Linked DNA regions of Homo sapiens: region 2 is linked to region 1. Evidence: chromatin loops called from intact Hi-C (ENCODE). Cell type or tissue: IMR-90. All regions are shown on one strand.

Region 1 (8,000 bases):
AACAAAAAAGATGATTACTAACTAGAGAGAAACAGAAAGGTGCCCAGGAAAGGAAAGGTGATCATAATATAATACAGCAGTCCCTACCCCTTATCCTTGGAAGATACGTTCCAAGCCCCCCAGCGGATGCCTGAAACCTTGGACAGTACCAAATCCCATTGCCATAAATCAGAACACATTTCTAGAAGTTCATGTCTTCCACCCACAAATTGAATGCCTTTTCCATCTTAATGAAGCACTTATCACACACTTTGGCTGTAACTTTTGCCACAGTTTGAGGTGCAGCAGCAAAACTAGCATGAATTTCTCTTTCTTCAGAAGACAATTTCACAGATAGCAGATTCATTCTTACTGCAGATCTTAGCAACCCCAGCCTACGATTTTTTTTTCTTAAGTAGAGAAACTTTCATCTTCTCACTTAAATGAAGCACTTTCAGCGTCTCTTTGTCACACTCCAATTGCAGGATCACTACTCTTGCACTTTGGGCCATGATGAAGTAAAATAAGGTTTACTTGAACATGGGCAATGCAGTACTCCAATAGCCATCTGATAACTGAGACAGCTACTAAGTTACTAATGGGCAGAGAGCATCTGCAGTGTGAATATACTGGACAAAGGGATGACTCATGTCCCAGGTAGGACAGAGCGAGATGCCACAAGATTCATCACACTACTCAGTACAACACACAAATGAAAACATAAATTGTGTATTTCTGGAATTTTCCATTTAATATTTTCAGACTGCAGGTAACCTTGGGTAACTGAAACTGTGGAAAGTGAAACCAAGGGTACTACTGGATACTGCTCAGCCGTTAAGATATCCATGTCCTAATCCCCAAACCTGTGAACAAGTTACCTTATGTGGTTAGAGGGATTCGGACGGTGTGATTAAATTAAGGGTCTTGAAATGGGGAGATTATCCTAGATCATCTGATGGGCCCGATGTAATCACAAGTATCCTTTTAAGAGGGAAGCAAGAAGGCGGCCATGTGATGACTGAAACAGAGGGAATCAGAGTCAGTGAGAGAGAAGATGCTGCACTGGTGGCTTTGAAGATGGAGGTAGAGACCATGAGCCAAGGAATGCAGGTGGCCTCTAAAGGATAGAGGTGGCAAGGAAATGGATTCTCCCCCAGAGCCTCCAGAAAGAACTGGCCCTGCCAACACCTTGATTTTAGCCAAATAAGACTCACTTTGGACTTCTAGTCTCCAGAACTGTAAGAAAATTAATTCGTGTCGTTTTAAACCAACAAGTTCCTAGCAATTTGTTACCGCACCAATACGAAGCTAATACATCTGTGAGTAGGTTTTAAGTAGTCATAATGTAAACACTGATCTCACCAAAATTATTACCTAATTATATTGGGGGAATGGATGGATGAGAATAATGTGTCTGTACTGGAGATGGGGAAACGTGGTGAAAGGCCCAAATCCTCATCTTCCATAGAGGGGAGTGAATAAATAATGGTCAAAACTGAGAACAGTTTGGGAAGCACTGTTCCAGTTTTCCACCCTCATTTTTGATAAATGATGAAAAGGAACTCCAAAGAAGCTGTGGTTGAGCTATCCAGTGAGTCATCTTCTACTGAGAAGAGGGTGGGTGGGTGTAGGCTCTTGTGTGACGATCACTCATAAGCTAGTTTATGTTTTGTGTCTTAAACAATAAAACAGCTGATCAGTTAACCTAGTCATCCCCTAGTTAACCTGGGGGAAGTATTGGCAAGATCTGACATCTGCAGTCTCAACTGCTAGGTGAGAAGTCATTCATTAGCCTTCGCTCTGAGCAGCTAAACGTCTCCTTGGCCAATGAAATAGCTTTCACCTGAAGTCAACTGGTTTTATTTTCCATGGCCTGACCCAGACATCTCTCCCCATTGAAGACATGCTAAATACTAAAAACTCATCTTGGGAAGTCTAAGAAAAAAGGCCTTCCTCACTCATTCTGCCACTCCCAAACACCTGAAGCCTGCCAAAGTTCTCCAACCATGAGGCAGGCAGGAAAATAACAGTTAGAATCCAGGCTCTCAGAGAGCAGGTAAATGTTACCAAAACAACGACACCCTCATAGATCCTAAACGAATGAATGAATGAATAAATAAATGAATGAAATGCATATATTCAAAAGAGTCACTGATACAGTAGTGGGATTCAATTATCACTAGGGGGCAAAATCACCTTCTCTGGGTCAGTAGTCCCAAAACTTTTTGGTCATACACCTTTACTGGTAAAAAATCTGAGCACATCCTTCCAATATTTACAAACCATTTTTTTCCACTATTTACAAATTAGAAGCATGTAATACTACATAAATATGTTCATTATAAAACATGGACAAGAAATTTAAAATCATAAAAGAATTAGATAAAATAAACGTAAATAGCAGTTCTGATATTTTCCTGCTGCACCTGGTGGATTGTCTAGTATACCCACTGAAGTGGCTGAGCCCCACTTTGAGACCTTTTATCTGGTAGCAGGCTGCCTTCACTCTGCTACCAGTGTGCTACCACTCTGCTGCCAGATGACTCTGGCAGGGAGTGACTTGAGTTTGATTCTGTCTATCATCTATTCTTTTTTTTTTTTTTTTTTTGAGACAGTCTCACCCTGTCACCCAGGCTGGAGTGCAGTGGTGCGATCTTGGCTCACTGCAACCTCCGTCTCCCTGGTTCAAGCAATTCTCCCACTTCACCCTCCCGAGTAGCTGGGATGACAGGAGCCTGCCACCATGCCTGGCTAATTTTTGTATTTTTAGTAGAGACACAGTTTTGCCATGTTGGCCAGGCTGGTCTCGAACTCCTGACCTCAGGCGATCTGCCTGCCTTGGCCTCCCAAAGTGCTGGGATTACAGGTGTGAGCCACTGCGTCTGGCCTCTAAGGTTTTACTTTTAACACATCTAGTCTCCTTTAAAAATGCATATTTATTCACAATGTACTAGACATAATCTGAAGGGATTATGGGACCAAGTAAAGTAGCTATTTTCCTGTGTAAGTCAGGAGGATCACCAAGATTGAGATCAATGCTCTAAAGATTCACTGCAGAAATAAATTAATCAAATGGAGTCCAGGCACATTTGAATAAGAAAATTAAGGCATAATGAACACCTGTCATCCTCAAACATTCAGAAATGAAAATCAGAGAAAAAGGTCTGGAAACAAGGAAGGTGGGAATTGTTGAGCTTGATTTTCAAGCATAAAAGAACTGAAGAATGAGATGGCTGTAAACCAATGTTTTCCTCACTCAGAGCCAACCAATAGAAATACAATGTGAACCACATAGGAAATTTCAAAGTTTCTAGTGGCCACATTTTTAAAAAAAGAAAAAGAAACAATTGAAACTCATTTTAATAATATATTTTATTTAACCTGATATATAAAAAATATTATCAGTTCAACATGTTATCAATATAAAAACTATTAATGAGATATTTTAGTTTTTTTGTAACATCTTTGATATCCAATGTGTATTTCACACAAACAGCACATCTCAATTCAGACCAGCTACATTTCAGTATGTGGCTGGTGACTGCAATATTGAACAGCACAGCTCTAAGCCAAGGCAGAGGTCCTTGGAGCCCCAGGAGCCCACAGAATGCTTGAGAAATGCTATACTAAAGGATAAACAGCAGTAGATCACTTGGACCAATAAAAACACAAAAGCAAGCATAAAAATTGTGGTACAGTACAGTCCCAACTTACGAGAGATCAGATTCTGAATACAGCAAATCAGGCAAAAATTAAGTCCAGATCAGAATTACCCTTGAAAATCCCTTAAGAAAGAAATTGATATGCCATCAGTTTTTCCTCCAGCCTTAGGACACATGCTGAGTCTTTTGTCTCAACAAAATAAAACCGCAGAGTTGGAAAATTATGTCACGTACTCAGCCTCTGCGACTGTCGGTTTGTCTTGAGAAACAAACTAGACCATCTAACAAGGAGGATTCTGGGAAGACGAATGTTTGAATGCGGACCTACCTGGCTCCACTCATATTTAAAAGGAGACCAGTAATGATTAACACCAGAATAGTAAGCTGATTTCCAATCAGCAAGCTTTCTATGCTGTGTAGCTTTTAGTAATAAAAAGCATCCCAAAGGGAAGGGAGAGCATACGTGACAGTAGAAAGGGCAGGGTGCCCAGCAAGCCTTGAGGAGCCACAACTGCGGGTGGGAAAGAGGGTGGTTGAAGAGAGACAGGCAGCCCGGTCAGACCCCTGGAGCCTGCAGGAGAAGGGGAAGGGGTGAGGCAAGGACCCACCTCACAGGAAGCCTCCCTACCCCTCAGAAATTCTTCCTCCAAAGCAAACTTGACTGCCTCCAGAGGCCCCCAGTGCCAGCAGTCTAATTACATCCGCAGGGGCCCACCTATCCCCACCTTCACCTTTACCTTCCTCACCTCCTCTCATGTCTCACTGAGGCTCCTGGAAAAATAGTGTCCCTGGAAGTAAGTAGCCATAGCCCCTCATCTTGGATTACAGCTCTCCTCTTTTGAAAGGGAATCAAATTAATCAATATTTCCCCTCAGCTCCCTGTCTGCAGCTTCATGTTCACAAACAAATAGGCAAGCTCTGCATTCTTGTCCACATACTTGCTGGAGGCTGCATAAGCCTGCTGAGCACAGACCAATATTTCATAATATCTGGCTCCTTTTCTTTGTTCTGGCTTCCTGCCCTGCTCTGGCCAGGCCAAGTCCATTGCAGGCTAGATGTGGCCACGTGCTGTTTGGATTTAGCTGTATCCAGTGTTAGAAGGAATGATCGCTTTCCCGGACTGCATATCATCAAGTTCCACCAAGAAAAGCAGCAGCTGGAAGGGTTTCGCTCCTTCCCTTGTGTCATGACGTGGAACTTCTTACAGCATATGACCCGGGGTCGGCTTTCTGGACTAGGCCCACAATGTCTGCGCCCTGCTCAGGGTTCTGCCAAGGTGAAGATCTGGCACTGGGTGTTCCCAACACTGAGGCATCTGGAATGATGTGTCTGGTGGACAGGGAGGGGCAGGGGTGGAGGAGGGGAAGAGAAGCCAAGGAGAGAGCTCTCCTCCTAGGAAAATGTGGACTCAACCCCCTCTTCCTTTCTGTGACAGGCACCCAGGCATCTCCACCAGTTCATGATGGTGCCATAGGGTCTCAAAAGAACAAAATTTTTCTTGTCTTCATGAAAATGTAAAATTTAATTGAGGAAATGAGTCCAGGGCCAGATTTTCAAAGACAAAACTAGCAAGCAACAGAAATTAGTCTTCACTGTCCTCCGTGCCCCACTTTGCCCCAAAATACAACTACAATGAAATGGTCCATCACCTCATCCGTGTGTTGAATGACTGTACAGTTAATTTCTTGGGAGCAGCACTCTACAACAACTAAAGTGAGAAGGATATTCTTTACAAAGTATTAATGTGATTTTCCTGTTTGCTTTTCTGAGAACCTAAGCTTGATCTTATTCATCTACTGGGAAATGTGACAGAGGAATGTAACAAAGATAATATGCAATGTCGGCCAAGGGAATGTTCGCCTTCTGATGTGTGAAATAGAATTATATGGAAATGCATGGTCTTGTAGGCATGGCTGCTGTCTTGAGAGAAGATTTCCTAGATTCCTTCATCTCTCTCTTTAGCATCAAGGGCCAAGCCTGGAGAATCTTGCTGATTTGGCCCAGGGGCCAAAGGAGATGTTTATGCGATCTCCTTCTGCTTTTGAGACTCTGTGGCTGTCTGTCCACAAACTCCAAGAGGAATCTGACTGAAGAGCAAAACCCTAACTCTGGAAGTGGTAGAACACAGCAGTTACTTGTTAAATATCTAGTAACTACTGATTTTTCTTGTTTTGGTAGATGGGAGTCAGAAAGCATTGGACACTCGGCCCCAGGAGCACGCAGCTCCAGCCTGACCGCTCTCACAGGACTGGGCCAACTGATGATGGGTAAGAACACGTGGTCCTCAAGACAGAGCCTGGACAACCCCTGTAGTAAACTGAATACTGACTCCAAAGACGTCCAGGCCCTAATCTCTGGGACCTGGGACCTTTGCATATGTGATAAAGTTAAGGTTCTTGAGAGGAAGAGACTGTCTTAGATTAGCTGGGTGGATTCTAAATGTGATCACAAGTGTCCGTATTAGAGGCAAGTGGAGGGAAAAATGAATACAGAAGAGGGGACAGCAAAGTGATGATGAAAGCGGAGACTAGAATGATGGTCTCTGAAGATAGAGGAATTCCTGGCACAAGCTAGTAACACAGGCAGCTGCTAGAAGCCAGAAAAGGCAAGAAAAAGGATTCTCCCCTAGAACCTCCAAAGAAAACCAGCCCTTCTGACAACTTGAGTTTAGTCCAGTGAAACTTGTTTTGGACTTCTGACCAGAGCTATAGAGAACAAATTTGTGTTGTTTTGAGCCACTCGATGTGCGTCAATTTGTTACAGCAACAATGGGAAATGAACACAACCCCTATACTGGCTGCTGCAGAGATTGGCGGCATGACCTCTTTAAGATGCCTTTCTACTGTAGGAGTCCCTGGGCAACAAGGGGGGCCAAGAAGGCCAGGCCCAGCATGCCCACCTCAGGAATCTGAGTACATCAGGGTGGGCTGCGAGAGAGCCAGCCACTGAAGCCCCAGTAGACAAGCTCCTCTCCTCCCCACAGCCCTGCCCTGGGAGAAACAGCAGGGAGGCAGGCTTGGGGTTGACAGCTAGACCCAGGACAGAGGTTGCTGGGCACCTTCACCCTGGGGTTTGCTGCATGTGGAAGGTGCCTGCCTGTGGAGGAGAAGCACCAGTATGCACCAGCTCCGTCCAGAATGTGGAGAATATATTGGCAGGGAGGAGTGGTGATTTGGAAATGCAACAATGCACGCATTGCCTTCCAAATTGGCTTCATTCCCACCAACCTCAACCAAGTTCAAGAAGGGGGACAGTTCCATCAAAATGAGAGAGTAGTTCAATCAGATTGTCACACTGTGATTGGAACCCATTAGTACAAGGGAAAGAAAAGGAAAAGAGAAAAAGAAGAGAGGAAAAAAATAAGTCATAAGGGTATGTTATTTCATGAGACTTTAATTTCAGCTATACACACTGATATGTACACGTGTACACACACACGCACACACATATTAGGTTAAAAAAAAAAAGTCCAAAAGCCAATAGATAAAATGACGTAGTTGTGGCAGTAAGAAACAAAGAGGCTTTTCTCACGCTGTGAATCCTAGGGAAGCTGACACTGATTAGAGGGTCCCTCCACCCAAATCTAGGCATCACTAGTAGCCACGGAGGAACAAGTCAGAACCAGCTATAACCAGAGAAGTGATATCAGGTGAACTGGCACCAGAAAACCCCAGGTTAGCACCTAAGGTCACAGGGAGCGGGAGTAAGCAGGTGGGAGGAAGAGCCACCAGGAGGAGAGGGCCACCCACACAGGGCCGTCTGTCATAGCAGGAGGCAGAGACAGAGACCCCCTCCCCTGCCTACCGCACACTCCTGCTGAGACACCTGTCCTGGGTGTCCTAGCTCTTCACTCATTTCTAAAATGGTGGAAGGTTTAGCACCCGCCTCCTAGGGTTGATATGAGTGTTTAATGAGTTAATGTGTATATAATTCTATAAAAGTCGCAGGGACATAATAACTGTTCAAAAGGTGGTCGCTCCCATTATTAGCATTACCCCGCTAAGAACAAGCTACAGCAAAGGGCAAACTGGGCTAAGTAGCTGAGCTCCAGGTCTGCCCTAGACACACCCACCAGCCATGAACTCTGTCAGGTGGTCCAGTCCCGAGTGCGTCTGCATCGCTTGCCCTGCCCCCACCACCTCTTCTTCAGCCTCTCCTGGTTCTCGGATATGAGGCCCCCAGAATATTCCACAAAAGCTGACCCTTCATCCAACCAGCTCTTGGGTGGAGAACCCTTCCATTAGGAGTTCTCCCGGCTGCGTCTTCTGCAGTGTTGGAACTCATCACAATCAGTGTCCTCCATACAGTGGACAGTGAGGCGATGTCCCAGACCACCTAAAGGACTTCAGAAGTGGTCAG
Region 2 (8,000 bases), 90 kb before region 1:
TAGGGCAAGACAGCCGAGAAGCACTGAAGCATGCAGCTGTCCTGGCATGGAGCAGGGGCAAGGCTGGAGGACGCTTTGTTAGGGCACCTGTCATGTCCTTGCCCAAGCAGGAAAAGGGCTGATCTGTTTTTTATTCCTCTGTGTGGAATGGCTCATGTCAAAGACCATCTGTCCTGTACGGATCCCATCTCATTGGAGGCTCTGTAAGCCCAGAGGGCAGTGGGGTCCTTTGCATCAGTGACCATTGGACCTTCATGCCCACCCGCACATCCTAAAGAATCAGCCTCTGTTTTCAGGAAGGCACTAAGTAGAGACAAAATGTATTATCCTGGGAGGCCCATGCCTCCAAGTGCCACCTCTCACCTCCTCATGGCAAGACTCCATCTGGGCAGCCCTTGTCTCTGAGAGGCAGCACAGGTGGACGTGCTTGGTGTTGAATCCTGGACTGTTGACACATGGTTCAGCCTCTGAGCCTCTCTCTGGATGGAAAATGGAGACAAATTGCACCACCCTGCTGAGCAGGGGCAAGGAAGGATTTAGCAAGGCTGTGTATGCGTGTGAGGGACCTAGCATAGCACTGAGACGCAGCAGGAGCTCAACAGGCTGGGGTGCCAGCCAGATCTGACTGCAGACAGGGTGAGCTTGCATGACTGCTCAGAAGTGGGCTCACTGGGAGACAGGATTACGGACAGCAGGTGCAGGAGAGGCACATTCCAGCTCTGCTTTTGTGCTCTCAGAGTAAGTGTACAAAGGAGGGTGGGCTGCTTAAAACTGAGAGGGAGTTCCTTGTCACTGCACAGTCATATTTCTTGTGATGCTGGGATCCTGGCCCCTGCACATTTCAGCAGAGCCAGGAGACAGATGAAGTGGGGCATGGAGGCCTTCAGTCTGAAAGAATTCTTATCCCTTTGTCGCCAGTGCCCTGGGGAGGCAGTTGGTGCACAGACTGCCCTGAACAGTCAGACATTAGGACCAAGCAGACAGTGTCAGTCAGACCAGGCTGCAGTCCTGTGGAAGACAGCGGCTTAGCTCCAAGTCTCTTCAGTCTCTAAGGCCAAGGAGGCCCACCTGGGCTCTCTCACTTCCCTTGCCTCCTTGCTGCTGTTCTGTTGTCAGTGAGACTGGCAGCCTCTCCAGGCTGTGATAGCCCCACAGCAGTGAAAATTGGTCTGGAGAAAGGGGAAATCACTGGGTCTGTTGCCCAGTAAGCAACTTGGCCCAGTTATTCTCCAACATTGTGAATTTTCCTCCTAGAGAATTGTGTGTTTATTATCCAGGAACATTTCGATGTGGTGATGGGGAAAGGCCTCTTTATCTTCTTTAGGGCTGGAGATCCGATTAATGTACTCCTTGCCTCCATCTGTTGTCTTTTGAAAACCTTCCTGAAGATTTTGCATGATCCTTCAGTTTGGCTGGCTTATGCAGGTTGTTGGGAGGAGGGGCAGGTGCCACAGGAGTGTGGGAAATAGACTGACAGTGTTTTGTAGTGACCACTGACTGCCCAATTGCTTGTTGGCTTCCTACTACCACACTTTGGCTACCTAATTCACAGTAGGTAGAAGTGCAAGGGTGGCTTTCCATGTCTCCATAGTGACAAAATACAGTAATATCTATGTTTATTAAGGTTCTCCTCTGGATTCAGGACTAGATCTATTTTTTTTTAAGTCTCCCAGGAGCAGATCCTGAGATCCTAAGACAAGGATTCTTTAACAAGTAGATGATTTGTATTCAGTCCCAATAGACTTGTAAACATGAATGGGGAGTGAGAAAGTGAGAGAGGGAAGGGAAGGCAGCCAAAAAGTATGTGTGTCACGCTTGTTACCAGTGGGTAACCCTGGGACTTAATCCCACTGGGGAACCCTGGGAACCAGTGTAGAACATGTCTCAAAGCTAACCTGCCTGGGGGGTATGGGAGTGGGGTATTCATCAGACAGCGGTGTAGACTGCCTGCTCATAAGTGGTAAAGTTGGTAGAAATCCCCAGGCAATCAGAACTCCAGGACCTATGCTCTATCCACCGTGCTGTTTCTAGCAGAATGTTGCTCTGTCCATCCCCAGCAAAACTTTCTTCCCATTTTCCCCTTGGAAGGGTAACTCAGAAACCTGAAATGCCCAGTGCAGGTCCATGCAGGCCAGTCTGTCCTGCCTTCCATCAACACTATTCTGGCAGGGCCTGAGAGTGGGGATAGGAGGATGGAGTTGGGAGGGGTTAGGGACTAGGGGATTGGGAAGACTTAGCAGCTAATTAGAAGCAGCCCCCACGTCCTCCAGTCTCAAAGGCTGGTCTCTGCTTAGTTGCCAGTTTGCCTCACAAGGCCCCCACCCATATTTCCTGGTTTATGAGCTTTGCCCTAAGGCCCTGATCTCAGTGCTTTGCTGGGATTGGCCACTGCATGTACAGTCAGCCAGGTCCAGATGTGGACCCTAGACTCCTGCCTGCAGCCACTGCCCCATATCCCCACCTGCTGCCAATTCTGCCTAAGAGAGGGGCAGGTGGCAGAATGATCACTAGAGAGATGATGCCTGGTGGCTGAGATGCCCACTCATGTTGGAGGTAAGTCTTTCCTCTCTTCTAGCTGATATTCCCTGGGTTTGTCTGTTTTGGCTTTAGCTTCTGTTGGAAGCTATTCTTTGATCCGGGCAAAATGTGCATCAGCTCATAGGGCATGCATCTGCCTCCCATCTCTCCAGAGAGGGCCTAGTTTTGTTTTTCCTGAATATCGATTTATTTCTTGTTACTCTTCAGAATTCTCTTGTAATTTATAAATAGTGATTTCTTTAATTCTTTACTGTTTCCTTTTTAACTTATTTATTTTGTCAAGTAAACACAAAAGAGTACAAATATATAAAGAACTCCACCATCTTCCACAGTGATCAGTATCCCCCTGTCGGGTTCTGTCTGTCTACTTTGTTTGCTGGAGGATTTTAGAGCAAACCACGTTCATGTCATTTTACATGTCATTAATATTTATAGAGACTCATGTTCTCAGCTGGGTGTGGTGGTTCACATGTGTAATTCCAACACTTTGGGAGGTTGAGGCAGGAGGATTGCTTGAGGACAAGAGTTCAATACCAGCCTAGGCAACATGGCCAGACCCCTTTCTCTACAAAAAATTTAAAAATTAGCCAGGCTGGTGGCCCGTGCCCATACTCCTAGCTATTTGGGAGGCTGAGATGGGAGGATCGCCTGAGCCCAGGAATTTGAGGTTGCAGTGAGCTGGTATCATGCCACTGTACTGTAGCCTGGGCAAGGCCACAGTGAGACCCTGTCTCAAAAAAACAAAACAAAACAAAAACTCATGTTTCTTATCTAATTTATTTTAAAAATAGATAATTTAAAATAACTTTTTTATTTTGAATACATTTTAGACTTACAAAAAAGTTACATAAACCATTTCTCCCCACTTCCCCTACTAATAACATCTTACAGAGCACAATGTAATGATCAAAACCAGGAAATTCACACAACACATTAAACTGCAGACCTTATTCAAAATCATCCCACTAATATTCCCTTTCTGGTCCAGGACGCAAACCAGAATCCCACACTGCATTAAGTTGCTGTGTCTCTTTAGTCTCCTCCGATCTGAGGCAGCTCCTCCATCTTCCCTTGTCTTTTATGACCTTAGCCCTGTCAAGTACTGGCCAGGTATTTGGTAGAACATCCCTTAAATTGGGTTTAAGATTTTCTCTATTAGCTAACCTACAGACCTTATTCAGAGCTAGAACTGGAGCGAGAATCACGAATCCCCATTTAGAAATGTAGATTGAAGTTACGCATTTTGGGCAAGAAAACCACAGAAGTGAGGTCTTGTCTCAGTGCATCATATAAAGGGGTACATTACGTCAATAGGTTATTACAGGTGATGTTAATTTTGATTACTTGGTTCAGGGCATGTCTGCCAGGCTTCTCTACTGTAGTTTCTATTTTTACCTTTGTAATTAATATGCACCTCATGGGAAGAATCTTTGAGACTATGCAAATATCCTCTCATCATACTTTTTCACCCACTAATTTTAGTATCTATCAGCAGATCTTGCCTGCAACAGTTATTACTGTGATGTTTGCCAAATGGTGATCTATTTCCATGATTGCTTCTACATTTTTTAATTGGAATTCTCTAAGGAAGAGCTGTCCTTTCTCTCCTAATTATTTATTCATATCAATATTGACTCATGGATATTTTATTCTATGGGTTATAATTCATTACTATTACTTTTTAATTTTGGTACTAAAATTATCCAAGATTTAGCTGTTGGGAGCTCTTTCATGCTGGCTCCTGTGCCTTTTCACTGTCTCCCCATCATTTTTTTTTTAATACTTTTACATTCTGGCACTACAAAATGTTCCAAGCTTGTCTTGTACTTTCCCTGCCCTAGCCCTGGAATAAACCATTTCTCCAAGGAGCTCTGGTTCCTTTTTGTAGAGAAAGATTTTTAGAAACACAGATCTGGGTGCTGGGTATACTGATTGCTACTGCACTGTCATTGCTTCCAGGCCCTCTTGGTGAACTGAACTAGGAACGCCTATAATTCCAACCATTTCCTTAGCTATGACAGTTATCACTAGATACTTTGTGGGAGGAGAATCAGTGTCTGAAATTAGCACCTTGATATTTTGTGTATACAAAAAGTGTTTGAACTGTGCTTGACATAGTTCCTCTTACAACTGCCAGTCCAGTCATTCCTTTAGGGTAAACACTCACAAATATTCCCACTGTTCCTCCTGCTCATGTTCCTCCCTGGTGCCTTCCTCCCTGCCACCCCAGTGTGAGTTCCTCTTCAGTTCCCTGGTCTAGATCTGAGCTGAGGATCTCAGGGTGGTCTCCCTTCCACCCCCTGGTAAGACAGTCTCTCCTTGCTGTCTTTCCATTCTCTTTTTAAACCTTTTGTCCCTTTTCTTATTTTATCCTTTTTTTTTCCTTCTCCTAACCTCAAATGTCAATGAACTCTCCCTCTTTCTGGTTTCTTTCTAGCTCCTGGCTTCTCTTCTTTCCTCCTAGAGATCAGATGTCGGAACTCCAGCTGAGGGCATGTCTTACTGGGCACGCAGGTGTCCTCTCTTGAGAAGAACTGTCCATACCATGGTGGTGGTAAGGTTAGTTGGTTCTTATGGCAGGACCATGGGACACTGGTCAAAAATGGTCATATCAGCACTTTAATGTAGTTCAGCACAGTAGTTCTTAGTTGGTGGGGTTGTATGGAGAATGTCCAGTTGGGGGCATGCCTATTTGAAAGAGCATGGCAGTGATATAATTTTACATTGAAAAGTAAAATATATAGATAGATGTTGATATAAAATACCGATTTCAGAAAGTAAAGGTTGATAGAATCCACTGGTCTTGAGGAGCAGACTTTGCAGAAGAGAGTCTTATGAATGAGGGAGAAGGGGATACTGAACTTTACAGGTCAGTTTGGGGCATGAGAGAGTTTCTCTTTATTATCAATGGGTGTATGGGTTGGAAAAGACTGAGGAAACACTGAGTTTAATTAGATTTCTCAGCTGCAGGATTTCTAGGCTCACAGGGACACTCCCCTAGAGATGAACAAGGCTGACTGGAGGTGATGTTAAAACCCAGCTAAGAAGGCAGCCACAGACCTCTGGCCTCTCACCTGTGGCTGGCCCAGAAGTTCTCAGCCCGTGTTCCACAAGAGCCTTGAAGACCTGAATGAAGGACATGAAGTCAGGGCCCCACTATATTCTCCTTTCTGCAGGGCCCTCAACATAGCTGTGACTTTATCCTCTTCTCTCACCACCAAGAAGGCCCATTAAGATGTGAATGAGTGGAAGTTTTATTAAAGGATGAGCTTTGAGTTCATCAGAATTTATTTAAATTTAAATCATCTGCAGACTTTGGGACTCGAATTGCCATCAGGAACATGCTCCTGTGCCCACTTCATGCAGAGTGTGACCCACCAGCTTCCTCTGTGCGCTCCCTTCTAGGCCCCCCATTCTAACACTCAGGCTCTCCTCTCCTGTATTAAATGGGGAGACTCTGAGCTTGGGAGCTCCTAACTGGTTTTTCTACCTCTGTTCTCCCAGAGAACCTCCAGGCTGCTCTGCTCCAAGACCTATAATAGCTCCCTATTGCCTAGAAGATACAGTTCAAACTCCTTGATCTGGCATCACACCCTCAGCTGATTTTTCTAAGTTTCTCTCTACTTCTCCTTGTGAACCATCCATTCCAACCAGACTGGATTGTGTGGTGTCCTTGGGTCACATTCCCTGGACTGCCTCCTAGCCCCTGCCTTTGTACTGTTCAGATATCACATCTCTGTCCCTCTGAAAGCTCCAGGAAACAGCCACGCCAGAGGACTTGTTTGCTCCTCAGGAGGGGTCTGGTACTTCCTGCCTGCAGGGCTCACTGAAGCCCACCTTCTGCCCGTGCTGTGACACTTTGGTGGCCTTAGTTCTCGTTCCCTACTGGCAGGTGTCACCTGTATAGAAAATTGTCGCAGATCCTCTATTTGATTGTTTTCATGTCTCATGAAAAGGTTTCTTAGGGAGGGGGCTTCATTTACCCAAGTTATAGAAGAGTCCAGGGGAAACTGATGCCAAATAATCCCCCTAAGCTAGAGCACAGAGCTCAGAAACAGGAGATGCAGCCAGACCCTGCATGTTTGCCTCATGCATGACACTTTGCAAACAAGTTCTCCCTCCATACCAGTTGGAATGTTCTGGCTGTGGGAAGCCAAAATCCCAACCCAACCTGGCTTCAGCAATGAGGAGTTACCATTTCTCACAGCAGGATGTCCAGAGATGGGGCTTGGAGATGTCACCAGGGTCGTCTGTATCTCTTTGGCCATGCCGTCCTAGGCACTGTCTTTGCCTCAAGCTGGTTTCCGCATGGTCAGCAGATGGCAGCCAGCAGCCTTAGGACAACACCTTCTTTTTCTGTCCAGTGGGTAGGAACATGGCATGCGACACCTCATTCCTCAGCTGAATTGGTCCCACTCAGGTAACTTTGCCACGGCTGGGCCAGTAACTGGCCCAAGAAGTAGGCTCTGCTGACAGTCCACCTGAGGTGCAAGGTCTGAGCTTCTCTGAGCCTCGTGGGTGTCAGCAGGAGGGTGGCTTTCTGGGCACACTAGGGATGTTGTTAGGAAAAGGAAGAGGGCAGTGGCTGCTGGGGGAAGCAACAGTGTCCATTATGTCGTCTGTCAGTACACTCGACCTGGACGCCCAAGAAGCAGAGGGTTGGCGACTGACCAGGCCCAAGGTGCCACCAATGACATAGTGACAGCGTTCACTGTCTGGTCTGTCTCCATCTTCTTTGGAAGGAATCTTCTCCTGCTTAGCTATAAAATCCTTTGTTTCAAATGACTGTGATGAAAAGTGACAGTGCCTGCCTCACCACTGATCAGTTTTTGCTTTGAGTCAGATGAAGGCAGCCACGTATGTCCAAAATGTTTTAAAATGCCAATGTTTTGTCTATATCCCAGTGGCCCTTTATTAGCTATCTGGTGCCTTAAAACCTTTTTATTTTCAGCTCCACTATATACTGCACATGTTAGGTTGAACCTGATGGAATGAAATTGTGGTTCTTATAAGTCAAAAGTGGTTGAGTATCACCATTCACAAAATTCAACTATACATCATTTCTTACCTCCACATTCCTGTGAGGTGGGTACTGTACCCCCATTTTCATTGATGAGGAGCCTGAGTTTAGAAAGGACATGCAGTAGGTCGAGGAGCTGGGGTTTGAACCCAAGTCTTTCTGTCTTTTTATCCTCAAACTTATCCAGACAGTGCATATCCTCTTCTGGGAGCTACCTGCAACCAGTAATGCATTGGAAACTGAGAGCCAGGCTGGTTTGGGAGATGATGTGATAGCTACTGATTGATCAGTGATACCTTTAAAGGTGTCTCCAGAAGAGCCAATCCACAAGTCAAACTAATGTATGGAGTTGGCTTCCCGAGACTGAGGTGTTCTGACCGTCCTAGATAGAAGTTCCCCACCCCTCAGGAGGGTTCAAGCAGCTCATCCATATCAGACTGGT

The links. Hi-C counts contacts between places; a loop is a spot of excess contacts. Peaks named below come from ENCODE experiments on the same cell type or tissue, not always from the same donor. Only the 100,000 strongest peaks of a DNase experiment are listed, where the experiment ranks them.
Region 2: it touches region 1 in a loop (2.1-fold over the local background); 6 of 110 quality-filtered maps call a loop at or near these places.

What each region holds. Positions count from the first base shown.
Region 1 is chr3:42,998,080-43,006,079 of GRCh38, reverse strand. The region is part of intron 1 of GASK1A (golgi associated kinase 1A); the gene reads right to left. Among named protein-coding and RNA genes, the nearest start is that of GASK1A, 23 kb to the right of the region's middle. In IMR-90, no CTCF peak of the experiment used is centred here; a DNase peak (open chromatin) is centred at 4,699; H3K27ac peaks cover 776 bases.
Region 2 is chr3:43,087,585-43,095,584 of GRCh38, reverse strand. All of the region lies in intron 1 of POMGNT2 (protein O-linked mannose N-acetylglucosaminyltransferase 2 (beta 1,4-)), which reads left to right. POMGNT2-AS1 (POMGNT2 antisense RNA 1) reads right to left here. Exons shown (of 2, transcript XR_007095896.1): 1 at 7,855-8,000; 2 at 3,297-7,773. Among named protein-coding and RNA genes, the nearest start is that of POMGNT2-AS1, 5.6 kb to the right of the region's middle. In IMR-90, no CTCF peak of the experiment used is centred here; no DNase peak of the experiment used is centred here.